Linked DNA regions of Homo sapiens: region 1 is linked to region 2. A link is a loop called in an ENCODE intact Hi-C map of the cell type or tissue named here. Cell type or tissue: dorsolateral prefrontal cortex. All regions are shown on one strand. Each heading gives the region's core, and the rest is flanking DNA. Links, peaks and the distances in the headings are about the cores only.

The links. Hi-C counts contacts between places; a loop is a spot of excess contacts. Peaks named below come from ENCODE experiments on the same cell type or tissue, not always from the same donor. Only the 100,000 strongest peaks of a DNase experiment are listed, where the experiment ranks them.
Region 1: it touches region 2 in a loop (19-fold over the local background); 5 of 110 quality-filtered maps call a loop at or near these places.

The regions. Positions count from the first base shown.
Region 1 is chr3:180,012,383-180,027,760 of GRCh38, forward strand. The region is part of intron 1 of PEX5L (peroxisomal biogenesis factor 5 like); the gene reads right to left. Among named protein-coding and RNA genes, the nearest start is that of PEX5L, 17 kb to the right of the region's middle. RefSeq lists an enhancer at 1,973-2,472. In dorsolateral prefrontal cortex, for the core only: CTCF peaks have their summits at 6,434 and 6,635; a DNase peak (open chromatin) is centred at 6,409; H3K4me3 peaks cover 505 bases; H3K27ac peaks cover 3,144 bases.
Region 2 is chr3:179,803,483-179,818,860 of GRCh38, forward strand. It overlaps PEX5L (peroxisomal biogenesis factor 5 like), which reads right to left. Exons shown (of 15, transcript NM_016559.3): 10 at 12,379-12,522; 11 at 8,319-8,389; 12 at 5,989-6,186; 13 at 4,790-4,955; 14 at 4,192-4,349. Among named protein-coding and RNA genes, the nearest start is that of PEX5L-AS2, 87 kb to the right of the region's middle. RefSeq lists an enhancer at 8,130-8,179. In dorsolateral prefrontal cortex, for the core only: CTCF peaks have their summits at 8,314 (motif pointing right) and 8,515; a DNase peak (open chromatin) is centred at 8,359; H3K27ac peaks cover 2,021 bases.

The sequences.
Region 1 (15,378 bases), core at 3,204-11,203, 210 kb after region 2:
TTTTTATGGGAAAGAGGCAAATAACCCTCCCTCTTCCCATCAAAGCAAAATGATAACAGATTTTATTTTTTAAAAAAGGAAAGAAACAAACTGGTAGGTTTTGTTTTGGAGTCAGTGCAATTTAAACCCATTGTCTTCTTTAGAAGAATTATATGATTATAGCACTCAGCAAGGAGAATTGATGTAAAAATATTGACCCTGGTCTAGGTACTACAAAAAAGAGTTAAACTTAATAAGGCAAGTATGTAAGGTAATAGATAAAGGATTTCAATAACAACAAGAAAATATAAAGGTGAATGATACTTATTTTATGAAATATACAAGAGAATAATAAATTCCAGTATATGAAATATATAGCATACTTTTGAAGAATAAGTTAAATTACCTATGATAATCCATTTTTAATACCTATATCTTATTAGGTTGTCGACCTAATAGTAAATCTTTTCTAATTTTATATGATCAAACTATTCTTTGGGATGCAGAGTTAATTAAAAAAATACGTCTCTGAATCACACTGAAAAAAATCAAGTATTCATAACATGGAGCTTAAAAGAATAAAATTCTATTCACGATTATGTTACAAAGTGATTTTTAAAAAAATTATTCAGCAGTCTTCCATAAGAAACTGCAATGGTCCTCAGTTGAGCTTTCTGTAGTTTTGGTAGCAGTATTTCTTTCTGGATTGAATTCATTTTAGGAAAAGTGATCAGTTTTGCTGTCTTGGGTAAATCAGCATTTACGTTTATAAAACTGAACATGCACAGATTATTTTATACAAGTACAAAACTATAAACAATTGGTTCTTAATAATATGCCCTAGCAATGTATTACCCATGACACTTTTTGTAATGTTAAAGCATTAAATGCAACACATATAAGTCTTCATGTGTGTGCACACAAGTGTATGTTTAAAATTCTCAATACTTCGTTTTTCTCATACCCAGATTAGGTCTCAGTAAATCAAAATGATGGCAAAGAGTATATTTGGGCAACAGCAATATACAAGTTTACCATGCTTAAAATTCTTACTTCTCTTACAAAACAAAACAAATTCCTTAAACCAATGTTTTAATCTTTAATTTGTCATTTAAATACTTATTTTCTATAATATTTGGATCACTTGTGACTAAGGGCTCCATAGTCACAAGTGATCCAAATTAGTTGTGACTCTATCTGGTGTCTTCAACTATGGCTTGGAACTACAAAACATTTCTTTAGAATTGATGGCATTGCCAGAGAGGACTGAAGTTTGTATGTGATATGCTTAGTAGAACGCCTGGTATATGTAAGCATTCGAGACAATTTAGCTATTGTAATTACTACTCAAACAATAGGGATAAAATGTAATTTGTATTTCATAGTTCCCTGAGGGTATTCACCTCCACTTGTAGAAAGAATGCAGGAAAAACAACTGGAAGAAAATAATAATGATTGTATTATGACTGATTTTTAACTTTTTTCTACCTTTCTTTTTGTCCAAATTTTCTACAAGGAACACGTGTGACTTTCATAATAAAAAATCAAATTTTAATTTTTTCATTGCCCTTTAAATTTTGTTGAACCTCTTTAGCATGTCTGTTTGTCATATTCCATTGCAAACTGCAATAACTACAAGTATGGACTGAAGGCATTGAGAAGTCTTGGCACCATTGGGTGGGAAAGGGAGTAATGCATCCATGCTCATGCCCTTGAAGAGTATGAAAGCAGAATGAAAATTAATGAAATGTGTTTTATGTTTTCTGTGTCATGTCACTAGTTTCTCTTAGAAAATTATTAGCTGAGGAAGGAACTATCCTGAATTCTGTGCTTCAATTAAGGGACAATGTCTAATGCACATCACCTTAATACCAAGAAGAGATTAAAGAATGCAGACACAGGAGATCGAGACCATCCTGGCTAACACGGTGAAACCCCGTCTCTACTAAAAATACAAAAAATTAGCCAGGCGTGGTGGCGGGCGCCTGGAGTCCCAGCTACTCCGGAGGCTGAGGCAGGAGAATGGCGTGAACCCGGGAGGCGGAGCTTGCAGCGAGCCAAGATCGCGCCACTGCACTCCAGCCTGGGTGACAGAGCGAGACTCCGACTCAAAAAAAAAAAAGAATGCAGACACAAAACTCCCAGGTTACAGGAAAGTAGGGCTATTACTTTCATTAAAACTTAAAGATAAGCTTAGAGTTTTAGTCTCTATAAAGCATGTCTAAAGTTTAAATCTGGAAAATTGTTTGGAAAAACAAAATAAACCACGGAAAGTAGTGTAAAAGAAGCTAAACTTTTAAGTCATATAAAAACAGTTTTAAAATTCATTATAAAAAGTGTGTGTTCTATTTTATATGTATAATACTACTGGAAAAAAAATAAGGCAAGTCTCTTTCCACTAAATTTTTTCTTTTTTTCTAGCAGAGGAACAAAGAAAAACCACAAACGAACCCCGAAATCTGAATTGGGATTATTATGGTGATTTCGATCTTGCAATTGCAGCTATTTCACCAAAGGCTTTTATTTCATCCTTGCACTGTACTTACCATAAGATGCTTGCTACATGTAAACATCAGTACCTATTTCTGTTATTGCAGAACCATTTTATTCAGCACTGACATAGAGCATAAACATGAATAAGGTATATTCTTTTCAAGCAAGAAATGTGAGAGGTAAACACAAATAGCAATAACATACTTGTAAAAGTGCTCTGAGAAAGAAACAGATGAAGTGCTGTGGGGATTACCGGCAGAAAGGGCTCTGTCTCATTCCTTAGCAGAGCCTTAGAGAAATGTTTTGCTGGAAGATGGGTTGGCTCCGTAAACCCCTTGAGGACAGGAACCACACCTCATTCATCTTTGTATCCCTTCCTGCTAACATTTGATGAATGTTTAAAACACATTTTTTAAATAATATTGTATACAAGGGAGTTGACTCTGGAGCCAAATTTCTGGTTCAAATCCCACCTCTGCTAAGTTAGCGAACGAGCTACCAAATTTTAATTATATTTTATAGAAAACTTGTTTTCTCCAAAACGAGGTGTGTGTGTGTTTTAATTCTAATGTCATGCTCTTAGTATAACAGAAGAAAAATGTTTCCTATTGAGGACTCCATTCATGGTAGAAACATCCATAATTGTCTTACATGGTGAGAGAGTCTTTAAAATTATCATCATTGTATATTATTAAAAACTAAAACAAAGCAGTATCCCTGATGTCTAATTATAGTGAATTGTTCCTTAGTGTTTTCATGGACTTCTGGGAATTCACAAAATAAACAAACTGAGAGGATGGCCATGGTTATTCATGAACTAGAATTTCAGAGTTAGAGAGGGCCTCAGACCATTCTATATATTAATCTCCTCACTATTGGTGAGGAAGCCAAGCTATAGAGAAGACTTAAGTCAGAAGAATGAAGGGCAATGATAGAAGAGATTTGAAACTAATTTTCTTGACTTTTGTCTTGATACATAGGAGGTACTTCATAGAATATAATAATATATAACATATAATATATAATATTTAATATATTATATATAATGTATAATAAATAAACAAAAGTGTAAAAGTAGGATGAATAATCAACACATGAAATTATGAAAAGGCATAATGGGATATTTGGGTTTAAACTACAGAGACAGAGAAATAATGGCTGATAGTGATTTAGGTCACAACAAGTGAGCATGACTGATTTGGGGAAAAAACATTCTTTTCCACAAAGAGAAGTAAGTGCTGTAACACCACCACCACCACCACCACCAACACTCAATATCTTATCTTTCTGTTTTTAATTCTATCCTTAATTTTATTCTAATGTGTTAATCTTATCTCCAGAAAAATGTGGCTAGGTCATACCATGGGGAAGGATGACTTTGATCAATGATTATATCATAATACTTAAAGTTTTATTAAATCCTTACTGCTATCTCTAATGTTTAAGTTAGCCTCCTATTAATTGGATGTCAGCTCAGTGCTATGAAATATTTTTATATATCTATCTCTCTATATATGTGAATGTTTAAAATCATGCCCTTGTCTTTAAGAAATTTCTAATTTAAAATAGATGAGATTCACAAGGTACTAACACAGTTCACCTATCTCTGCAACTGACCTTTAATTTGGTTGTTTAATTTGTCCTTGAATATACCTGGTTCAATTATCACGCAGGAATGAACAATACAGAAAATTCTTGCTGATTTTTATCACAAAAGAAGTAGACATGTACCAGCAGTGCAGCTGGAGCCAGAGGGGCTCCAGAGGTGACAGTGCTCTCAATAAATGCCTGACCTTGACCTTCACCCATGAAGTGAATGATGCTGAACTTCCAAGAACTCAGACAGGGTTGCAGATGGATTTTATTACCTTTCTGATGTAAATCTATACTTAGTTGTAAAGTGTTATTCTTAAATGTTCCTACTTATTAATTTAGCTGATTTATTTGCATTTATATTTGAACATTTCTTGCAAATGTAAATAGCTTTCCATTTATGCTCTTGATCATTTGCTTTGTCAATAAACATACTTAATTCCACAGGAATCCTAAAGAACAGAGCATTATAGATTCATGAATCCAAGTATTTAATTTCATATTTTATTGCTAACTTTTTATGTAAAAAGAGTGAGTAATGTTCATTAACACATCATATTTATTTATGAAGTTATATTTTCATGATGAAATTTTATACTAGCTTAACATCTATACAAGATTTTCTCTAGTGGGTAAATTGCTGTCTCATGATAAAATAAAAAAAGATCTGTTTACAGATTTGAGTCTAAATTTTGGTCTAAAGGAAATCGGGAGAACCACTACGCCACCATATTTTTGACTTATGAATAGCTTGAAATGGCTGTTTACCAAACTTAAATGTTTACACATCCCCAGACGGAAATATCTTTTATGATTTTCTCTCTGCTGTTTTGGGAAAGGGACATTTTCCTCACATAACATCTAGGTTTTGAAATAACACTGGAAAAAAGAATATATGGATTACAGATTCAAGCCCCAGGATGCCTTTGCAAGTTTCTCTCTCTTATACATTCCTAAAATGTATTTTAAAGCCGTTATCAGTGTGAACTATGTGAAAAGTTGCCATTTTTAATAGAGATTTTAAAAACCATTCTATTTGATTGGGGACTATCTTTCAATATTTAATTCAAAACACTATACATATGACCTATTAATTTACTCTCAAACTGAGTGTGTACTTCTGTCACTCATGTACAACTGAGCCATATTTTCAAATACCCATTTTCCATATACTTTATATATAATTATATTTCCTTATAAAAATTATTTATTTCTTTATTTTATTTAAATCTGATCTTCCTACATAAGTTTGTGTCTTTTCAGCTAACTTTTAAGTTCCCAAATAAGAGGGAATATCATAAAGCTTTGTTTCTGTAAGAAGATAAGATGCTAAAAAATATTTGATAATGAATGAATGAATAAGTATTTACTTCTATAAACATGACTTGGATAAGCACTTCTGAGAAAAGGTTGAGGTTCAGAGAAAGGAATCACGATTCAAAATAAAGAAAAATTAAGATGAAGAATGAGGACTCAGGGTAGGTGGATATCAGATATGCTGAAGAGATCTATTTCTTATTCTGCTCTGTGTTTCTCAGATTTTATTTTAGCACCCACAGTTTGGAAATCAGATAAGCTTTCCTGGGAGTATAGCCAAAAGGCAAAGTGGATTTCAGCAATTTCTATTTATTATGGTTGTACAGTGTGTCAGGAACTGAATGGAACATATACGTTACATTAGAACATCCTTTCCCACCAAAGGCAGTGTTCTGGTTCCTCATCTATTAATATATACCATATACCTCATATGAACAAAAGTAAAACATACGTTGTTTCATATAATATTTTTATACATATATATTATGTCACGATTAGTTTTATATTTGCAATTTTTCCATCATTTGGTAGGTCTGTGTTAACCTTTCTATTGAATGGGCTGGAACCATTTTAGCCAGTGAATATCTCATGTAAGAATATTCTAAAAGAAATAACACAGAATGCAACATAGTCTTGCTTTACCACTAACCGGCTGATGACAAGTAACTAACAGTCGGTGCCTTGGTTGGTGATATGGCCAGTCCTTCTGACTTGACAATGCAGTTATGAATATAAACTATGTTATAAATGAAAACATATTTTTTGAAGTGAAAATCATGTTAAAGATAGCGCCAATATTTATGGCTGTGCAAGTCATTTCCAAACCTGCCTTTCATTTTATTCGTTTTTAGAGAGGGGAAGAGCTTCTGTTGGCCTGGGAACCTTGTTCATTCTAATAGGAGAGTGGGTGCTGCTCTGAAATGAAAAATGACACACACGAATTTGCAGAAAGCTTGAGGTAAACATTTAGACAGCTCACACGAAGCCTTTCACCCAGGCCTGCCTGTCTTACTGGGTGACATCCAGTTGCTATGCTTCTCAAAGGGCTCCCCCTGCCTCTGAGATGGCTCTCTAAGGTTGCTGCAGATTCAATTTGTTCAAGTTGTCTGTTTTTTGTTGTTGTTGTTGTTTGTTTGTTAAAATCCAGAACAGCAAGCCTAGAGTTTTCGGGCCACTCTATTAAAGGCATCATAGAGCCACAGAAATCAATACAATCAACTTTATTTCACAATCAGGTGTGAATGGTCAATATGCAGAAATCCATTTCTTCTAGCTCCGTGTATTGGTGTCTATTTTAATTGTGTGCATAAAGGAGTGGAACGTGTGAAGGAAGTGTGCCAAACAATCTTCTCCATTGCTCAGTAGGGTAATGTCTTGTAGGCTGTGTTTAGGGCCATGGAATAGATCATAAAGGTTTAAGGCCATATAGGGTCACAGTTGGAAATAAAGTCAATAATTTGAACTCCAGGTCTCTGGGATTTTATGTTTCTCTGTAGACTGTAATTTACTCATATAATCGTGCTTACTTAAAGAATGCATATATAAATGCATAAATATTCCTCCCAGTCAACCAACTTTTTCTGATCTCCAGTAAATCAATGTTTGCCAAGAACTTTCACTGTCCCAAGGTATTAAATTTGCTAACATTCTATAAAAGTGTGCTCCTGGCTCTGGTTGGAATTTTAGCCTCTGGTTTCTACTTCTGACTTATGAGGATACCTCATTTTAAATGTGCAAACAGGCAATTTCAGTGATTTAAGGTAGAAGCATACCTTGAGGTTCTAGTTTCCCATTTTTATTTATCATCATATTTCCTCCTTCAATTCTCTCTAAGTGGGTATACCAAAGGCAATTCACAATTCTGCATCTAATATAACTGTCAATGAAAATATTTGTATTTCCTTGGGACTGAGGAAATCAGAGAGATAAAAGGAAACAGAAATACTTCCCACTGCAACTAACTTATCCCATTAATTAGTTTGAGGGTATAATTTCCATATGATCACCTTATTGTAGAATTTTAAATGATGGGAAGTAGTGGTCTCTGTTTTGATGAGATAATCTTTATCAACTGGATAATGTCCCCCCTCAATAATATAAGGATATTTCTAAAGCAGAGAATCCAGTATTAAAACTTGGCAACAAATCTGTGAATGTTCTTATCGACAAGAGTCAGAAATCAAACAATTAGGCTTCTTAACGAATTAATGTACACTTCAATTTTCAAATTTGAGATGGTCAGAGAGATTAAGAAACTTGTCTAAGGTCACACAGGTAGGAATTGCTACAACTTGGATTAACATCTCATCGAAAATTTCCCCCATGTCTTCAAAACCAGAAGAAAAATATGAAAATAATCTTCTCAGTCAAATAACGCCATGATATTCATTTCGCTTACAATTATATAATCCATGGGGATAAATAACAGATGATTATCATTTCATATAATGAGCAAATCATGCAATTAATTGATAAAATAAAAATTTAAACCAATACAACAAAATATTAGAACTAAGTAGAAAAAGTAGAATAAATATAACATTGGTCTAATTTTATCGTAAAGTTAGATCAACAGCTTCTCCCCCAATAAAATCTAATTTTACACATATATCCTATTTTACATATATCTTATATATAAGATTTATACACATGATAAACTCTAGATACTATTTAAATTGCTTTTTTATTACATTAAGTACTATCTCAAAATGTTAATTTATTAAAGTTTAGTTTAGAATAATAAAATTATTTTACTGGGAAAAGCTTCAGATTCTACCAGTCCTTTTGTGATGTGAATGAGAAAACTGAAACCCACAGAGATAAAGTGATGTTTCCCAAGTCATATACAAGTTAGAGCAGAAACAGGCCTGGGATCCAAGTGTTTTGCCTGTTGGCTTATATTCTTTCTTTTGTTCTTCACACTTGCCTTAAAAAAAATCAGACAGGAATTTGAATGCATTACTCAAGAATAATTGATTTTTTAAAGGGAATAGTTCATTTTCATAATAATTTAATTTCATCTTCAAAGATGCTAGATAAAATGCTTAATCTATACTAGTCTATGGGACTCTTCAGAAGTTTAAATCAAACCAAGCAGACTAATTAAGGCTAATTAAAAGATGAATTTGTTCAACAATTCTTTATTTAATCCAACATGTATTGCTTGCCCACCATGACTAGGCTCTGTGCTAGGTACCAGGGTTGAAAAGATGAACAAGATACAGCCAAGAGAACCACCCCACCAAGAAGTAGGGTAAGGGGAGCTGAGACAGAGTTCTGCACAGGCTCAGGGTGCTATGAGAACATGAGGAAGGCATCTAACCCAGCCCTGGAGGTTTACGGAAGACTCCTTATAGGAAGTGATACCTTCAGCTGGATTTTGAAGGATAAGCAAGGATCGGCCAGGTAGGTGAGAATGTGGGTGACCCGGTCAGAGAGAACATCACTAGAGAAGGCCAGAGGCATGGAGGCACAAGTCCAATTTGGGGACATGTTCAAAATCTAGTAAGGTTAGAGTTTGGAGTTCTTATGAGGACATTGTAGATGAGAAAACAGCAAAGTAGGGCTTATAAGTCATATATTATTGTGGAGGCCAGTGTTTTTCATACTTCAGTGTGCATTAAGTTCAACTGTGGAATCAGAGTCCCAGGCCTCGTTCTCAGGGAGCCTTATTCAACAGGGCTGCAGTGGGGTCCAGGAATCTACATTTCTAACGAGCATTCTAGACAATGATTCTAAAGATGATTGCACTTAGAAACACTATTATAGATGATGCTTAACATGAAAGGACTTCAAATAAAAGGATGATATGAGAGAGGAGCGGATGACTCCCAGGTTTCTGACTTAGGTAATTGAGTGGATGGTGGTGCTATTACACAATCCAGAAAAATAGGGGAAGAGGTAGGCCTTACGGAAGTTGGTACAGTTGGTGGTGGTGACAGTGAGTCCATATCTGAACATGTTGACTTTGAGTTGGAACAGGTACAGGTAGTCAGTTAGTGAGACTGGTGTTAAGTTGGGGAGATGTAACTGGTTTGTGGACAAATATTGAGGATGAGCATAGATGCTTAGTTACTTTAACATTTCTTTATCTGTTTAAGCATTTATTAAAACACCAGAATAATGTGCAGTATAAGCCACAGGTAAAATAACAATTTTGGACAAATGAGACCCAAAAACACATGTATTTTAACTCTTAAAATAGAAGATGGGAGTAATGCTTCCTTGATATAACACAGAACATTTAATTTCTATTACTTATTGATTCTGAAACCAGAATATAATCACATGAATGTGCTAGGAGTTGATTTCTAAAATATTAATTTTAACAAAATCAGCTATGAAAGAAAACATGATTTTTATTTTGGTATTTTAATTTTACATTGAATAATTTGATCAATGCTATCACATTCTGATTTTTATAATGTTACTTCTTAGTCCTTCCACACTCCTAAATTAATTGAAAGTTTAAAATTAATTTTAAGACATTAGGGAACAAATGTTCCATTTAAAATAGATATTTTAATATGAATTGAGATTAGTAAAATAAGAGCTGTGCATATTTCCTCCACAATAATTTTGATCCTGCCATTTAGAAGTAGTTTCCTTTCAACAAAGCTGGTGTTTTCTCTTCCTGCATAAATGGATGTCTAAGATCATAAGAAATTAAGAGAACTCCCTCAAATAAATAGCAACGGATTTTTCTCAAGTAAAGTCTTGTATTTAAAAGAGGGGTTAATTTAAAGGAGGTTAAAACATTAAAGTAATACATGAAACACTTGGTTAACTACCTTATTAATGTTGAATGTTTTACAATAGCAAAGTACAAAATAAAACATAAAAATATTTAGGTAAGTAATAGAATTTTGAGTGGGGATATTTCAGCTTGGTTTATACATACAATCAAGATAATATTGAGGATCTTGAAAAGTGTCTCCACACTGGGCTTCTGAGCTCCGATTAATCCCATAGCCTCAATATTATTCTGGCCTTCTGGGCATTTCTGATTCTAGAGGGGATTTCTGCATAAAAGATGGGTGTTTTGTGACTGTTCTGTACTCCACTAAGCAAGTGCACTCCATCCTACACAAAGGGGCTCTCAGAGTATTACATGCATAAATGTTACAGGTGTTGAGTGCAGAGTATCGGTAAAGCTATTTGGATTCTACATCTGTGTTGAGTAAGTGGTAGAAAGAATGCATCAGTGATTTCTACCCTCCAAGGCCACCGCAATGTCCAGAAAACTTGCAAAATCATTTTATCTCCTGTTAGTTGAGTCATTTTGCAGCGGCTGAGGTACCGACATGGAGATATGGCCTGAATTTGCTATGCAGGCGCAAGCAATAGAGTGAAAAACAGAAGACCCAGATTCTACTCCTCAGTCCCCAATTGATTTGACAAGGAAGTCTGGGGGAGGTGGTCCAACCTGTATGCTGCATTCTCTTTATCAGCATGACAGAGATAAAATATCTATCTTTTGCCAACCTCACTGAGGCACTCTAAAGATTAACTTTTACGAACATCTCACTGTCACAAAAAGTGACTATTGTAGCAGAGATATCAGTATTATATCACAAATAAGAATCTGCTATATCAGGGATAGCTTTACAGGAAAATGTCTTATTTGCAGAATGAGGAGACATACGGCAGCATGCTCCCAAACAGCACGTCCTCTGAAGAATTAGGAGAGGCTGATCTTTGGCTTCGTAAGAAATATCAAGCTTCTCGATGTTAGCAAAATTTTAAAATGTATTTTCCATTATATGGTTAGTAGTAAACTGGGGGAATCGGCCCTGACCAAGCACTCACAGATGTATTGTATCACTAATTAGAGGCCTGATAATAATAGAATCCTAGAGCTGGAAGGAAAGCCAGTAAGCCTTTAAAGAGACCATCCTCTATAAAAGCCTTAGCAAACACATCCAATTTGTGTTTGAATATATTTGGTAAAATAGAGCTAATTTATTCACCTTTCACCACTCATCTACACACACACACGCACACACACAGAGAGAGAGAGAGAGAGAGAGAGAGGGAGAGACTAGCTGCTTGGTAGAGGAGACCCCCTTCAGAGCCATACCTAGCTCCTTGGTAGAGGAGACCCCCTTCAGAGCCATACCTAGCACCTTGGTAGAGGAGACCCCCTTCAAAGCCATGCCTATGGTTGTGCAGATTGGCTGTGCAAAGATGTCTGGGTGAGGGGGCACTATTCAGGTCTGAAATCCAACCCTCTACCTCACATACCAAGTGTGTGCCTGGGTGTGGGATTGTGTTCCCCAGGAAAAAACACAGTCTTTGTATATTTGGTCCACCCAGAAAGGGTACATTTTTATTATTTGCACAAAGGTAGTACATGTCACTGGCACTGGTATTTCTTGTCTCCTTTTAGAAAGACCTCTGTGTTGACATGGGATTTTTGAATCTTCTTAGCCTGTAACTGAATGGGAAGAATCACTCCTCCGTATTTCGGGCTCACATATAAGAGTAACTGTGCCCGGCACTTTGGGAGGCCGAGGTGGGTGGATCACGAGGTCAGGAGATTGAGACCATCCTGGCTAACACTGTGAAACCCCGTCCCTACTAAATATATATATATATATATATATATATACACACACAAAAAAAAAAAAAATTAGCCGTGCGTGGTGGCAGGCGCCTGTAGTCCCAGATACTCAGGAGGCTGAGGCAGGAGAATGGCGTGAACCCAGGAGGCGGAGCTTGCAGTGAGCTGAGATCATGCCACTGCACTCCAGCCTGGGAGATGGAGCGAGACTCCGTTTCAAAAAAAAAAAAAAAATAGAATAAAAGGAACCCATGGTTCAGATAGGTGCACAAAATAGACAAGTCCACTGGATGACCATTGTATGACCATTGTGAGTACAGCTCCTTCCTTGGATCTGATGTGAAAAGCTGCATGTGTGTGTGTGAGAGAGAGAGAGAGAACTCACATGTGCATGCATGTGTAACTGGGGAGGTCAGGGCTGGGGGTATAAGCAACCCTTACAACAGGGTATAAGCAAATGACAGCCTCCGACAGCAGTTCCGACATCATAACGTTCTGTCATAGCCTCAGTTGTCTCAGGGGTGTGTGTGTTAGCATTATTATCAAAATTGTTGTTGACAACCAGCTGAAGTGGTGAAGAGGTGTCCAGAACTTTAGAGGAATGGCTTCTAATTCCACATGATCTTGGCTGGTTAGAGATACAGTTAGAAACCATTAGAAGAATCTATTATATTTCTAAGTCTGCAGTCCTAAATTGTCCTCCAGATTTAAAGAGGTTGAACCCATTAAACTGCGTAGACTGCTTTGACAGTGGAGTGTTGGTTAATTACAGTGGCAATCTAATTATAAGGTTTATAAGGTTTCCCTGTAATTGATTTCATTTCAAGTGTGTAGAAACTTCACTTGATATGCATTTGTTTCCACAGCTCATGGGAATAGACCAGATCCTGAGGCTGTGTGTATCTTAGCATCACGGAGACCATCTCAACTGCACTTTGGAGTCCTTACTCAGGACAGTAAGGACTCTTCTGAGTATTTCACATTCATTCATTTAATCATCAAGTCATCTATTCATTCAATAAGTACTATGTAAAGAGTATATACTTTGCACTACTAGTCTCCAAGAATATAAAGATGTATTGGATAAAGTCACTGCCACAGATGAGCTTACAAGAAGTTGGGGAGACTGACAAAAATAAATAATTAAAGCTATATGTTAATTATGGTATTGTATTATCAATGCATGTAAGCTGCTAAAGAAGCATCAAGAAAAACATCCTTAATTCTGCATTGCTGGGAGAGGGGTGGTGGTGCAGAGCAGCACTCACTGAGGGGGTAACATTTGAAGGGAATAGTGACGGATGAGTAAACATTCAGAGCGTATGTAAGGCAAGGAATTGAGGACGAGGAAATAAAAAAAAACTAGAACTGTGAGAAAACAAGAAAAGTAAGCATCTGCCACTATTGTGAACAACAGGTATAACAGGCACGCCGTGGCTAAACTCTTTATTCCACAGATAGTATGTTAAGAAACATTTTGGTAGCTCTATAAAAACATAAGAGCTAGTATAATTGATAAATTATTATATTCTAAGACCCTTATACCTTCATTATCTCATCTAGTCCTTATGAAGTCATCACAATGTGTGGGTACTTTTCTTATCTCCCTGTCACAGGTGAGGAAAGCGGGGGTTAGGGAGGATAAGTTCAAGCAAAATCATAGACACTATGTGGTGAAGCCATGGTTTGAACTTGGGGCTGTTATGCTGGAGCAGAAGCTCTTAAGCACTATGTTTTGTTCCCTCTTCAAATGTGAGGAATTATTAAGCGACGTATGATGAATGTCATCAAAAGCCTTTCAGCATTCTTTTTTTTTTTTTTTTTTTTTGCAATTTGGGAATAGGCAATTAATTGAAGAAATCTGAGCCATCAAGACCTAGCCCTCAGTTTCCTCACATGTGAAATGACCAAGTTGTGCTATGTGAACTCTAAAGACCTTTATACCTCCAAGATTCCATTTTAATTTAATCTTTCCTCAAGCTTAAGAAGACTTTCTTTTTGTCTTACATAAATCTTCCTAAAGGGTTATATAAGAGACTGTATATCAATATTAATGACTCAAATGCACAGGGCATCTTGATTATCATCATCCTTTGCATGAATATGAAACATGAATGTGCCCAATATTTCACAGTAAATTCCCGCACATGGAGGAAAAAGATGTTCTTATCATTAAGGTATATGATATGTATTTTAATTCCCTAATTAATTACTAAACTCTTTATATGGCTCTTTCTAATATCTCAAAAAGGAGTGAGCAGTAGATGGACATTGATCAATGATAGAGGAACCATTCTGCTCTTCTCTGCTACATGATTTAATAAGCCAATATAAGCTAGTTCTACCATATTCTCTTACAGTCCTGTCTCTAATGGCAGGTAGTACTAAATAAACGCAGGCTTAAAGAGAATTATTTCCTTTCAACTCTTATCTCTCAAGCCAGGCTGGACTCTAGTCAATCAAGATAGAGACCAAGGTGTCTATTTTACATTCAAGCAATATCTGAACATGTTACGGTGGACATTCACTTAAAAAAAACTTCCCCAAATCTAAACTCTCTTTCTACATTTGGGAAATTGCCCACACTCTCAGTCTTGGTGAGAAGCCAATATGCACTTTTACAGACTATCTTGGAGCCCCGGTATGAACGTGTGGCTCAGCTCCACCAATCAGCCGTATCTGCCCTCCATTTTGAAATAGGATTTTGGACACAGACAAGTAGCCATGGTAGAGAGTCCATCCTGGCAGTAAGGGCAGCCATTGAAGCTGTAACATGGGGTTTCTGTGGGCAGCAGCAGCAGCAGCAGCAGGGTAGTTGCGGAACCAGTGTCTCAGGCCTGCTGAGTCAGGGTGCAAGCTCTGCTGTTCTTTGTACTGTGAAGGCAGCAGTGGGGTCCACACTGACCTGTTCAGGGCTTGACTTGGGCTCTGCCCCTGCCTGTTCCCTGGACCCTTCACCCCTAGCCTAGATCTAGAAGTCTGCCAGTGCCCCAATGTACTTTTTTTCCAACACATTATTTATTTTGAAATAGTCTCTTAAGCTTACAGAAAAATTACAAAAAGAGTACAATGGACTCCCATAAACCCTTTCCCCAGATTTAGCAGTTTTTAATATTTTGCTGTATTGCTTTATCATTATCTTTCATTCCTTCTCCCTCCCTCTCTCTCTATGTATATATACACACACACATGCATACACATAAGATTATTAAATATACACACCATGCTTTTTATCACTTCATACAGTACGTGTATGTCCTATGAACAAGGATTTCTTTTTAACATAGCCACAGTATAGTCATCCAGTTCAAAAATGTAAAAACAAAAATAATACTGATCAAAAGTCCATATATGAGTTCTGGTCAATAGTGTGTGCCAAGGGTGTCCTTATAGCAATTTCCTTCCTAGCCCAAGATCCAGTCTAGGATTATATA
Region 2 (15,378 bases), core at 3,378-11,377:
AGTCCTTCTAGCTCCTCTAGCCCACTAGTCCACTCTGTTGCTCAGGTGCCAGGTGCACCTGCTGGGTCTGCCCTCTTCAGCAGCCCCATTTCACCCCAACCTTGTTGAGTATATCTGACACACTGATCCTTCCGAAGAATAATCATGCCACTTTAATTTGCATCCACTTTACTGTTCTCAAAAACTTTTCATACCCTTGATCTCATTTAATCCTGCAAGGTAGGTAATAAGCATCTGGTAAGAAACTTTGAAAATGAGACTGGATTTCTAATTCTAATGCACATAATCCAGGGATTTGCTCATCTATATTGTTAGATCTGCCTGAAAATAAAAGGTAAGTGAGAAATGGTCATGGTGTATGTAGCAATCTGGATAATGGAATGGAGTAGGTGTTCTAATCACCCCCTCTTCTGGGTTTCTTGTAATCAAGCAAGAGAGGGAGATTTATAAATGGATGGACATAAGGAGCCTACTTGAGTAGACCTTTTTGCCCCCACTTCACAGGATGGCAGCTCTACTGATGTCTCCCAGTTTTCTCTCATAGACCCAGACCTGCAAGAACTCGAGGGAAAGGAAGATCTTGAAAGCCTCTCATTCACTGGGTGCTTCCAGCTCCAAGTGTGTGGTAATGGTTTCAGAGGGATTTGGAGAGAAACAGAATAGTCGAACTTACCTCATCAAACGACTCCAGTTTTTATTGTCCCCCCATAAAGATAGTCTAAACCTGCTCCCCTGCTTGTGAACTCAGAGTCCTGTTGGGGGACTCAGAAGGTTGTACATATATATGTGTGAATAGTTTTCAAATGTTTCACACATGTATGTATAAATAATTTTAAATGTTTGTGTATATTGTCATGATTAATAAAAAGCCCATTCATTTAAAAGCATCACGTTATAGCTTTCCCTCATTATACTCACACTAAAAATATTACTATCAAGCAGGATGAAATTTTCATCCAAAGGAGTCCTCATTTTTGAAAAGGTTAAGACTCATTGGTCTAAGCTGTAGTCTGGAGCTCTATTGACAAAGGTGTAACATTTAGAGCTAAAGCCAAGTTTCACACCAACAATTTCCTCTCCTTATTTTAATTGTATATGGTACCAGGGTAGTGTTTGCCTTTGACTCTTTATGGAAAATGTGATGACAAGCAGCAAATGTTACAGCTACATACACCGACACCTGCAGTTCTTGAGGGAGCGGTCCCAAGACGTTTGTGAAGTTGAAAGTACTTAAACCAGCTCCTCGCTTCCTTTTGAGCTCTTTCTCTATTGAGGGTTGTTATTTCCTGAGTATGCACTTATACCTCAAATTATACTTCTTTTCAGAATTCATTTAAGATTTATGTCTCTCTCTCGCCGGGTGTAGTGGCTCATGCCTGTAATCCCCGCACTTTGGGAGGCTGAGGCAGGCAGATCACTTGAGGTCAGGAGTTTGAGACAAGTCTGGCCAACCTGGTGAAACCCTGTGTCTACTAAAAATACAAAAATTAGCCAGGCATGGTGGTGGGCGCCTGTAATCCCCGCTATTCTGGAGGCTGAGGCAGGAGAATTGCTTGAACCTGGGAGGCAGAAGTTGCAGTGAGCCGAGATTGCACCACTGCACTCCAGCCTGGGTGACAGAAGCCTCCATCTCAAAAAAAAAAATTACGTCTCACTCGATGGTCTTTTTTTTTTTTTTTTTTTTTTTCAGGAAAAAGCACAAAATTCTTACCACTTCTCAGATTTCCCCCACCTGGCATGACAATAAAAGACCCACAAAACTTAGTCGATACGTTCCAAAGTAGCCAACTGAGTAGTGTTGCCAGATTTAGCAAATAAAAATACAGAATGCATAGTTAAATGTGAACTTCAGATAAACATCCCTTGGTATCCGTGGGGGATTGGTTTCATGAACCCCTGAGAATACCAAAATCTGAGAATGCTCAGGTCCCTTGTATAAAATAGCATAATATTTGCATATAGCCTGCACACACCTCCCATATACTTTAAATCATCTCCAGATTACTTATAACTAATAAAATGTAAATGCTATGTATTTGTCATACTATATTGTTTTTTAAAAAGTTGTGTTTTTTAAGAAATGTATTCAATCCACAGTTGGTTAAACCCACAGATGAGGAACCCATGGATATGGTGGGCCAATTGTACAGTAACATCCCATGCAATATTTGGAAAATACTTACACTAAAAACTTATTTGTTGTTTATCTGAAATTCAAATTTAAGTGGGCATTCTGTGTTTTATCTGGCAACCCTAAAATTGACTTGTTCCAGTATGGGAGACTTTCTGCTTGAGGATTTAAAATTTACACCTTAACGGAGGTGGCCATTTTTACCTGTCATGAGCCTTCATGGGTCCCTGAAAACAGTAACCCTGCTGAATTTTGTATCTGTGAATGCCAAGAAAGTATTTTATTGGCCACTCAATTATTGTTTTCTAACCCTAAGAAGTTATAATTAAGAAAAACTCATCTAGGAGCTTTATAAAAGCCTCCTTTAATTGAAAAAAAATATATAAAATATACATAGTATATATATAAAATGTATGTAATATTTATATATTTCTTTTGTAAGAACAATTATAACAATTACATTATATGTTTTATATATATATATGTATTTTGTTTTACATCTCCCTTGTTCTAAAAAAAAAGGAATCTAAGGTGTCTCATAAAATACATATACACAACATATCTAGAAAAAAAGTGAATGAAAGACGTAAATAGGAAATCTGGCCGGGAAAATCAGATGAAGCCAGGAATGAAGTTAGGATACAAAATAGACATCCGCAGGGCTTGGACAGCTGATGTGTAGGGGGGTGGCACAGAGTCAGCTCTGGGCTTTTGCACAGCTGATGTAAACAGGGCCTCTGCAGTGGCACATTTCACAGTGTCCATAAAATAAAGCAAGCCGCTTGGTAAGGAGTCATTCAGCTCTTCCTGGTTTTGATCTGAGAAAATTCTCTTGACACAGTTAATCTAGTGACTAATGCTCTTTGTAAGAGTTTTTTCGTACAGTGCAACAACTATTTTCTAGGATCTCAATGTTTGCCAGTGGCAAAATGCACCAATGCAGTTCAGAAGCAGTCATTCTTTAGATGTCAAAAGAGTGAAATCTAGTTATACAGTTCTCTGATGACTTACTAAATAAATAATAGTAATAAGGATGATGATGGCAAAAATAATAATCATCATAATAAATGCCTGCTAGGCATTGAGCATCTGCTCTGTGCTAGGCAATTACATTTAACCTGTACAAAATCCTGAAAAATAATCATTACCTCTTTCTCTCTCTTTTTTTAACAAGTGAAGAAATTGAGGCTAAAAATTATAGACCAGAGTCACAAAACCGGTACATGGCAGAGCTGTGATTTTAACACAGGCTTGTCTGATTATTAAAGCCTGGCTCTTTCAGAGAATGAGAAAGGGTTTACATCTTTTGTGGGGTTCAAAACTAACATTTAGTTCTTTTTCCAAATTATGAAAGTAATACCGGTTTATTTAGAAAATAGAAAAAATGGGAAAAGAAAGAAGAAAAAAGATTACCCATACTTTCATTATCTGAAAGAAATAAAGGTCATTTCTAGGCCCTGGTAATGGGAAAAAGAAAGAGAGGACGCAGACCTTAACGACGAAGGACGAGAATGAGAAAGGCATTTTAAACTATAAGCCCAGTTGTGTTTTTTCTTTTCTCCCAACTAACTTGATTGGTATATTAGGTTTAGAAAACCTGGACTCTTAGTTTTGCTTTGCTAAACACTGATTCTGGGACTTTCTGAAAGTCATTTTGCCAGGTCCCCTTGCCCACACCCCCAAGGCTCTTTTTTCCTTAAGTGGAAAATGAAAGATTGACGGGTACTATTTCTTGAAGAGTTGCCCTTGGGGGTGTTGAAAATGCTGATAACTTGTCCTAATCCAGGCCAACTGAATCAAAATCTCAGGGGCCAGGAATTGGGAATCTGCATTTCCCAAGATGCGGAGCCAACTGCTGCTCTCTAAAGATTGAGAACCAGAGAAGCACAGGGTTCCTGCTCAAACAGGCCTTGGGATCTGAAGGCTCCACATTCACCCTTAACGGCAGGAGGAGGAATACTCCTACCAAGGCAGGCATTTTTACTTGGAAACAACCTTTCAGATTATTCGACCTCAGTCCTGGGCATGGCCTTCATCCTTGGCCTGTTGCTGTACTTCACCTGTAGGCGCCCAGGTTGATGCAGCTTATTCCTAGGTTGTATCTGGACCGGATGAATCCTGGCTGAATCTCCAGTGCTCGCGTATAGGCCTCCACGGCTTCCTCGCTGCGGTCTCCGTTCGCCAAGGTCGCCCCGAGGCGGTTCCATAGTGAATAGTCCTGATGACAAAATCAGAACTTTCTAACAACCCAGTACAAGGCACAATGACAGAGCATTCCTGTATTTCTCTGCAGAGAAAGGAAGATGGCTAAAAATTTATGCAGTGCTCATGGATGGAGACCATGGCCAGGTGAATTACTAAAAAATCTTCACGGACAGTTTTGTCAAATGACTTTCACTCGTCAATGAACAGCTACCATTTGATGTTGTCATCAACAACATCAATTAGTGTTTCTATTTTAGGTATTTCAATATTAGTGTTTGTATTTCAGGTATTTCAATATTAACAGCCACAGTAGCACATTATTATTAGTACCCATCACTTTAAACCATTGGAGTCAGGGAAATAAAGTGCAGAAGAAATGTAGACGGTGTAGCCTGTGAAAACTTATTTGTTACAGAGAACGCTGTGGTTTCTTGCTGTGCTGTGCTGTCTTACCTCTGGCCGAACAGTTAAGGCAGCGTTAAATGCATCTATTGCTCTATTAAATTCTCCACTCAGGTGGAACAGAACCCCTAGACCTGTCTGCAGGTCTGGGTCGATCATATCTCCATTTTGGTGGGCAGCTTCCAGATATAATTCCTTCACCCCTTCCAGAACAGAGCTACAAGAGAAAAAAAAAATTAGATTTGTAATCCAAATAGTCAGAACATAAATGATTTACTGTTAAATCCCTTGACTGTATTTCAAGAAGTCTCTTCGTTACAGACTGGAAAATTTTGCTTAAAATACCTTAACTCAATGAGAGGACTATTAATGCTGAATGTTTTAAAATATGGTTGAATTTCATGAACTATTTTGTTGTACACGGATACAGACTGTGCTAAGTAAGGTCTTCACGAGGCGAGTTCTGTTGACTCTATGAGTGCCAATGTGGAAAACCCCACAGCTAAGTTTCCCAAGGCCTCAGTGAATAAGGATTTAACATAAGGATTTATTGCTGATAGAAAACAAAATTTCTAGGCCGGGCGTGGTGGCTCACGCCTGTAATCCCAGCACTTTGGGAGGCCGAGGCGGGCGGATCACGAGGTCAGGGAATCAAGACCATCCTGGCTAAGGTGAAACCCCGTCTCTACTAAAAATACAAAAAATTAGCCGGGCGTGTTGGCGGGCCCTTGTAGTCCCAGCTGCTCGGGAGGCTGAGGCAGGAGAATGGCGTGAACCCGGGAGGCGGAGCTTGCAGTGAGCCGAGATTGTGCCACTGCACTCCAGCCTGGGCGACAGAGTGAGATTCCGCCTCAAAAAAAAAAAAAAAAAAAAAAAAAAAGAAAACAAAATTTCTAGAAGACGAGACTTTCATTTTCCCCATTCCTAATTCTCAGGCTGGATAAAACTTGGAGCATTGGTATTTATTATACTTCACCTTGGGTGAATTCTGTGTCCAAAGCATTTGACTTTAAAATGTGGCACTCAGATAAATGTCTGTGAGTGCCCACAATGTAGATCATGTGCCCGAAGGTTGGCCCTGGTCTAAGCATTAATCTTTCTAACGAGTGATGCTCCTCCAGCAGAATACTGTCCTGCAAACCATTCTGGAGTGGGTGGTGTCTAGGGTGTGAGGCTCATTAGTTGCCCTTTAGGTGATTCATTGTATATATGGGTGTTTACTGCCAGCTGTAATATAACGAGAAGGATACCTATCAACTGGGGACTTAGACATCCGCCGGGTGAGGCCTGGAGATCCCTTCTTGCTTTTCACAAGGTATTTGTACTTTGGATTTTGCTTAATCCAATTCTTCAGAGCGTCACAGGCATCCTGCTGATGGCCAGTGTTAGTATAACTCACAGCCAAGGCCATCAAAGCTTTTAAGTTGTTGGGCTGTAATTCTAAGCACCTGAAAAAAAAAAAGAAGCCAATTTCAGATTTTTTTTTGAGCCACAATCTAACAGTTCTTCAGAAAATGTGGGGGGTCTTTATTAACTAAATACTGCAAAAGCATTGGTAAGCTTGCTTATGTCAAGTTCCTGGAAAGCACCATATTTATCCACATAAAAATGGAGACCTCAGCATATTTTTAAGAAAGTTAAAACTTACCCTAATGATTGCTAGGTTTGGTAATTTTAATAAGTAGCTTTAAAACTATGTGGCTTATCCCTGCACATGATTTATTAGTGCTTAATCTAATGAGATCTCATGAGAAATAGGGGATATCATTATTTTAATGCTGCTTTTTTTTTTTTTTTTTTTTTTTTTTTTTTAGACAGAGTCTCACTCTGTCACTGAAGCTGGAGTGCAGTGGTGTGATCTTGGCTCACTGCAACCTCTGCCACCTGGACTCAAGCGATTTTCCTGCCTCAGCGTCCGAATAGCTGGGATTACAGATGCCCACCACACCCAGCTAATTTTGTATTTTTAGTAGAGACAGGGTTTCCATGTTGGCCAGGCTGGTCTCAAACTCCTGACCTCAAGTGACCCGCCTGTCTCAGCCTCCCAAAATGCTGGGATTACAGGTGTAAGCCACCACACCTGGCCTCTACTACCAATATATTAAATATCTATTATCCCCAAAGAGAACTGACTTGAATGTAGACATCTAGATATGAAAGATTTTACAGTCTTTTGCAAAGGAGAGGGAAATTCCTGTGTTTTCAGAACTACTGATGTGGGTTTACAGGAGACACAGGCTAAAGCTACTCCCCCTCATTCTATTCCACTGGCCTCTAGCAAGGGATTTTCAAACTGAAGTGCATGTGAATCATCTGGGGTGTCTTATAAAATCTTCATTCTCATCCAGTAGGTCTACTGGGGTGGGCCTGGGATTGTGCAGGTTTGACAAGTTCTCAGGTGATGATGAGGTCTCTGGATAAGACTCTGAGGAGCAAGCCCTAGGCAGGACATAATACCACTCTGTGGTGGGCCTAATCTCCCAGATTATCAGCACTGGGTAGAGAGGTTCTTAATTCTGGATGCACATTACAAACACCTGGGAGTTTTAAAACTATTGCTGCTTGGTTCCCAGCCCTGATCAATTAAATGATCATCTCTGGGCTGTGCTTGGGCATTATTTTTCCCCTCCAAACGATTCTAATGTGCATGTGTATACAGGGTTAAGAACCACTGACTCAGAGCTCCAGATGTGGAGTTGGGAGATGAGGGTTCAAGTTCTGTCTCTGTTACATACTCTCTGTGTGACCTTGACCTTTCCTGATCCCCAATTCTCTCATCTGTAGGAAAAGGCTCTGAACGCAGGGCCACACCCCAGGCACCGTTACTTCATCAAATACCAACAGAATCTTGAAATCTAGGATTCCAAGATTGTAAAGCCCTAGAATTGCAAGAGTCTAGAATTCTTACAATCTGATATTCCAAAGCTATAGGATTTATACACATACATTATGTATGTACATTCATATAAACACCATACATATAACATATGGAATGTATGTGTGTGTGTGTGTGTGTGTGTGTGTGTGCATATGTATACGCACACATATATATTCTCTTCCTATAGCACTATATTAAAGGCACTCAAAATAAAAGGTAGGGAAAGTGGAAGTCTATTTGGCAGAGGCTACTTTTCCAGGGTTTAAATAGGAGCTCTAGTCAAGTAGGGTGTAATATTACACACACCCACTGTTCCCATCCCTCCTGCTCCAACGTCATCCAGACCATTAGTCAGTACTCCACTTATTTTTTTTGAAGAATATTTTCAGATGTTTCAGAAGGCTAAAACGTTAAAAGGAACTATTTATTCAATGAGTCTACTTTATGACTGGGTTTAACACAGGCTTTCTCTGGTGCCAGTGAATGTCCATTGATTTGTAGATAGTAAGACATTGTTAGGAACATGACTTCATTCTAAGTTGTTTTTCAGAGCTAAGTGTGAGTGATATGCGGTATCTCAGCACTTATCCTTTACAAATTCTTTACACTGTACTTCAGTAAAGATCAAAAGACAAATCTGAAACAGGAAGTTCATTAACAAGTATCCACCAGGCCCATGATTTTGCACTTAGCTTCCTTTACCTCTGGAGGGCGACAATAGCTGCTTGTTCATTTTCATTCTCCGCCTGGGTTATCCCGAGGAACTGCCATGCCTACGAAAGACAACTGATGTTAACATTGCAAGATGAAGCAGAATTACTCATGTGCTTCAGTTGGTTTGTTGACCTGTGATGGATCCCCTATGCAGAGCAAGCTGTCTCATATGTGAGCGCTATATAAAAGGGAAAAATATTGTATGCATTTCTTCATTCAAACTCTCTTGTGACACCTGGCTCAAGATCCTCTGTCATTATTTCCAAATTCGTTCAGTATTTATCCTTTCCTATAACCCAGTGCGATGGAAACCTCTGAATTTCTGAGATTTCGTTATATTAGGTATCTTAAAACCAAAGGATAAATATATAAAATTATACGATTGTGAGGAAAAGGGGTGGAAATATAACCCAGAAATGTAGCTAAATGAAATTTACAATAAGGAATCTCAAGATGTACAATATTAACTTAGCTTGTATGAATGAAAGTCACTTACTAGAAGAATTCACAGGAGATTTAGGAACTAGGAAAAGCAAAACAAACAAAATCTCCCATGATGTGTTCATTCCTCTAAGGTAATCACTGTTAAAATGCACAAAACATATAACACAATCATAATGTAGACATAATTTTATAGTCTACATTTATACATTTCATCGTACCTTAAGCCCTTTTTCATGTTTTTACAAAATCCTTGTAATTTTTAATTTGGATTTTGTTGAATGGCTATTCCATTATTTACTCAACAATTCCCTTATTGCTTTAAGTTGGTTGCAATTGTTTGCTATTGTAAATAATATGAAGAACATCTTCAAGCAGATAGCTTATGTTTTTATATCTAGAATTAAAGTTTTTAACACAGCAAATTTTTCTCTGTATACTCATAAGAACAATAACTCTCACACTGTTATAAGAGTAATACACACAAGCAGAAACCTCTCATTACACACATTGTCTTCAAATTTGCTGGGGGTGGAGGTATATTAGGGTCTTAAGGTTTAAAAATGTTTGGGGAGTGTGTAACTCTCCTTCCCAAGGCTGGGAGAGTTACACACTCCCCAAAGACTCTTACACACTCCCCAAACATCATTTTAGATTATACCGTTTTAAAACAAAACTCTATGAAAGCACAGTTATCTTAAAGTGCCATTTGAATGGTTTTGGCTTTTCCTCTCATGGGTTATAATTACATATACCTTATAAACTCATAAAAATACTGATTATTCCTCCCTCCAAATATCCTTGATTCTTTTAAATCTCTTAAACATACAGACAGCAACCTCTATTTTGATTTCACCTTTCATATATCTTAGAATGCTTCTTAAGAAAAGATTGATGAAATAGTCTTTCTCTGGGGACGTTTTTCTAGCCTTTGGCCATGGTGTCATTTTCACTGTCTGCAGTGTTATTACTTTAACTTTGAGGTCTCCATAGGTTCAGAAGCCCTGGGTCCTTGTCTGGAATTTGTTAGTTACCACAGGCCCTCATTTTCTTATTTATGAATCTGAGATCGTAATATGTCCTTAAAAAAATCTTCCAGGGCTGTTGTGTCAAATAATGTAATATATTTGAAAACGCCTTGTAAAATACATAGCATTTATGTAAGATGACATTATTATTTTTAGGGGGTGGCCTATAGTTTCATATTAGTGTAATAATTTCCTCTTCTACAACGAGAATATATCTTTCATTTTATTTATTTTTGAGACAGGGTCTTGCTCTGTCACTGAGGCTGGAGTGCAGTGGCACGATCTCGGCTCACTGCAACCTCCGCCTCCTGGTTCAAGTGATTCTCCCACCTCAGCCTCCCGAGTAGCTGGGATTACAGGCATGAGCCATCCCACTCAACTAATTTTTTTTTTTTTTTTTTTTTTTGAGACGGAGTCCCGCTGTTTAGCCCAGGCCGGACTGCGGATTGCAGTGGCGCAATCTCGGCTCACTGCAAGCTCCGCCTCCCGGGTTCACGCCATTCTCCTGCCTCAGCCTCCCGAGTAGCTGGGACTACAGGCGCCCGCCACCGCGCCCGGCTAATTTTTTGTATTTTTAGTAGAGGCGGGGTTTCACCTTGTTAGCCAGGATGGTCTCGATCTCCTGACCTCATGATCCACCCGCCTCGGCCTCCCAAAGTGCTGGGATTACAGGCGTGAGCCACCGCGCCCGGCCATTTTTTTTTTTTTTTTGTATTTTTACTAGAGACGGGGTTTCCCCACGTTGGCCAAGCTGGTCTCGAACTCCTGGCTTGAACTGATCCTCCCGCCTTAGCCTCCCAAAGTGCTGAGATTACAGGCATGAGGCACCACGCTTGGCCTATCTTTTAAAAATTCTAATATTTTGGTTCAGAATTTCAGCTTTCAGTTCAACCCCATTTCACTGTAAGCCTTTTGAACAAGATATTACAAGATTTAAGTAGTGATCAGTTTACTCATTCTTCCTACATAAAGTACAACCAATAATAAAAATGAAGGCTAAATATTGATGTGCCAGGCACTGAGCTGAGCACTTTATTTGTGTGCACTAATTTAATCCTTGCAACACCCAATGAGATAGTTACTATTAGGATTTCCATGTTACAGATGAGGAAACTGAAACTTAGAGGGTTTAACTGATTTGCCCCAGGTCCCATGGCTAACAGGTAGAACAGGGATCTGAACCTATGCAGTTGGGATAGCACAGCCTAGATGCTTAACCACTATTCTACATTGCATTCTCAGCACCAGTATATATACCGGTCGCTACAATTTCTGCAGATTCCCTTGGGAATATTCTTTATATGATGATTCCTGAAAATTACAAATGAAAGAAGAAACCATTATATTGACACTATCTTATGATAGGCCTTCACAGGTTTAGGAATCTAGGGGATTAGGACTGCAGAAGCTTTTTGGTGGTCTCCCAGCCTCTGTCTCTAATCACTCTTCTCATCTCGGAGAAAGGGGTTTTTCTAACATGCAATCTGTTGGTATGTCTCTCCTGAGTACAGGCCCCTAGTGGTTTCCCATGGCTTTCAGATGAATTTCAAATTCTTGCCTATCTCTTCTTGCCTTCCCTCTACCATTCTCTCCTCCCCTCTTCCTCTTAACAGGATGCTTCATGCCCCTCTGCCTACCCACATAGCGCTCTCTTGTAACAAAAACTTGACTCCCCTATTGCCTTTAATTCCTGCCCCCACCCTGGCTTCACTTGTGCAGAAAGGCTGGATGCTTTCTAGTCTCTCAGCATCCTGTGCACACTCTGACATTGCATTTATTACACTACATTGATGTTTTTACTTGTTTTCCCAGATAGACCATAAAGATGTTTTCCACCTGATATGTTTTCTCAGCTTTTAATAGTTTAAGCCAGGACCTGGTCTAATTTTTGGAACATAGTATGTGTTCAATAAATGTGGCGTGAGTAAACCAAGGGTGATGTACAGTGTGACACAAGAGCCAGACATCACTATATACTGTCCCTTGAAAACTACCGCTATATACTGTCCCTTGAAATCTACCGCTGGGCGCGGTGGCTCATGCCTGTAATCCCAGCACTTTGGGAGGCCAAGGCCGGTGGATCACTTGAGGTCAGGAGTTCGAGACCAGCCTGACCAACATGGTGAAACTCTGTCTCTACTAGAAATACAAAAATTAGCTGGGCGTGGTGACAGGCACCTGTAATCTCAGCTACTAGGGATGGTGAGGCAGGGGAATCGCTTGAACCTGGGAGGCGGAGGTTGCAGTGAGCAGAGATTGCGCCATTTCACACCAGCCTGGTTGACAGAGCAAGACTTGTCTCAAAAAAAGAAAACTACTGATAAGCCTTCAGGTTGGTAATTTTGATTTTTCTTTTCCTGCCCCCAATCTTTATTTATAGGCACTGTAAACACTGCCAATTAGAAATTTGGTTAGAAAACGGGTACTTATTTGTAACTTTTAAACAAGTAGACTAAGCTAGGTTAACTCCTCTGGGAACCTTTACTTGATGAAAAGCTGACCCAGCAGAGTTCTGTGTTATCTGTCCCTTGTTAGCACATGCCCTTTCTGAGTCTGGCAGAATGAAGGGAGAATGACACCTCTGCATCTCCAGGGTCCTGAAGAATTGCTGCTTCCATGAACAGGATGGTGACTGGCAGATCCCCTTCCTTCAGCCTTTTTAAGCCTTCTTCAAATGCTCCAGGCCAGTCCTTGAAGGGGTTTTCAGTGTGAAAGTAATATCCCTGCAACACAGAAAAAGGCCAGTGCATGAGCCATTGATTTCTCTTCTCATTCTCACATTCAATAAGTTCTCATTAAAAAGTCAGGAAACAACAGATGCTGGAGAGAATGTGGAGAAACAGGAACACTTTTACACTGTTGGTGGGAGTGTAAATTAGTTCAGCCATTGTGGAAGACAGTGTGGTGATTCCTCAAGGATCTAGAACCAGAAATATCATTTGGCCCAGCAATCCCATTACTGAGTATATACCCAAAGGATCATTCTACTATAAAGACAAATGCACACATATGTTTACTGCAGCACTATTCACAATAGCAAAGACTTGGAACCAAACCAAATGCCCATCAATGATAGACTGGATAAAGAAAATGTGGCACATATACACCATGGAATACTATACAGCCATAAAAAGGATGAGTTCATGTCCTTTTCAGGGACATGGATGAAGCTGGAAACCATCATTCTCAGCAAACTAACATAGGAACAGAAAACCAAACACCGCATGTTCTCACTCATAAGTGGGAGTTGAACAATGAGAACACGTGGACACAGGGAGGGGAACATCACACACTGGGGCCTGTTGAGGGGTCGGGGGCTAGGGGAGGGATAGCAACAGGAGAAATACTTAATGTAGATGATGGGTTGATGGCTGCAGCAAACCACCATGGCACGTGTATACCTATGTAACAAACTTGCATGTTCTGCACAGGTATCTCAGAACTTAAAGCATAATAAACAATTTTAAATTAAATTTATTTATTTTGATTAATTATTATTTATTTTAAATTTAAATTTCTGCTTTTCCTTATTATGAATATAGTACATTTTCATTGTATAAAGTTTAGATAATACTAAATAATATAAAAAGATACAAAAAGTTACCTGTAATGCCACAACCGAGATACGACCACTAATATTTTTGAGTTTGCTTTCTTCTGATATTTTTTGTTCTTTTTGTTTCAACAGTTTCCCCTCAAGATTTTAAAAATACTGATTCTTTAGACATGTTTTTGCTAAGTGCTACCACCCATACCCCGAAATATGAATCCCACATACTGTATATCTGTTTACCTACTAGGGCCCTTTGGAGAACTACAAACCATTGTCATAGCTAAGAATTTTTTTGCCTTCACCCTGAACCAGTTTTTGCCTGTTGGGGGCTATATTGCCCCTGTTGAGCATGCATGTTTTAAAGTTAAAGATTTTTTTTTAATTGTAAAAATTTAAAGAATACAGGATGTATAAATAACTGGTATTTTCTATGAGCATATAAATTAAACAAGTAGGCACATATTACATAGGCAGTCTTGTAGCTTAGGCCTCGCTTAGTTTTATATTGTGATTTCTCTATGTTATTAAAATTATTCCCATGGATAGGCTATATTTATTTACTCAATCCCCTATTGATGAACATTCAGGTTATTTTAAAGTTTTTGTTATCATAAATAAAACTACGGTGAAAGCCTTATGCACAAATCTTTGCTGCATGTACTTATTACCTTAGGATAGACTCCCAGAGGGATTTATTAGGTTAAAGGTTATGAGCTATTTTTAAGCCCTTGAAATGTGTAGCTAAATTGTTTTTGAGAAAAATTTGTCCAATTTAAACTCTCATCTGAAGTATCTGAGAGATGTTATTTGTTGCAATTTTACTTGCATAGATTGTCATAAAATCTTTTAAATTTGATAGATACAAATAAGCTAGTGTGTTGATGATGTTACTAAGGTTTAAGAGTAGATCAAGTGGAGGCCTTCAGTCTCCATAGGTGCTTAGAAGGACAAAATGCCCCATCAAAAGCCACAGGGTGTGACTGGCTTATGTGGGGTTAGTGTGGGTATGGGGTTCTGGGAGTAAGGGGCTATGGAGCTCAGGCAGACCTCGGGGGCACGAGTTACAGCCCAGAGTCTGATGATCTGAATCAATGTCCTGTGTTCTCACTTAGCTATGATTTCCTTGTGGAAAAGACAGTTACTTTTAATGAGATGGTTGTTCTAATTTTATGAGATTGCCTGGCCCATTGAGGGACAGAGTATTTGGAGGAGAGAGACATTTTAATGACTATGTAGATTGCAGATCTACTAAAATCGGAGACTATTCGTCATCACATCCCCAGTACTTAGTGTAAGAGTAGATACTCAATAAATATTTGTTGCATTAGCAAAATATCATGAATGCTATCCAGAACTGAATATTACTGAGACTTCCTCCGCCACAAAATAATAATATATACTTATCTATATATAGTTTTTCTTTTATTCTTTTAATTAATTAATTAATTTTTAATTTTTGTGGGTACCTAATAGGTATATGTATTTATGGGGTACATGAGATATTTTGATACAGGCATACAGGCATACACGTATGTGATGTGTGTAACAGTCACATCAGGGTAAATGGGATATCATCACCTCAAGCATGTATCCTTTTTTTGTGTTATAAAGAATCCAATTATACTGTTTTAGTTATTTTAAAAGGTACAATAAATTATTGTTGAGTGTAGTCACCCAATATGCTATAAAATACTAGATTTTGTTCATTCTATGTAACTATGTTTTTGTACCCATTAACCATCCCCAGTTCCCTACCCCCCTCCCCTGCCCATTACCCTTCCCAGCCTCTGGTAACCATCATTCTACCCTCCATTCACATGAGTTCATTTGTTTTAAATTTAGCTCCCACAAACAAGTGAGAACATATGAAGTCTGTCTTTCTGTGCCTGGCTTATTTTACTTAACATAATGACCTCCAATTCCATCCATGTTGTTATAAATGACAGGATGCCATTCTTTTTTATGGCTGAATGGTACTCCATTGTATATATGTACCACATTTTCTTTTCTTTTCTTTTTTTTTTTT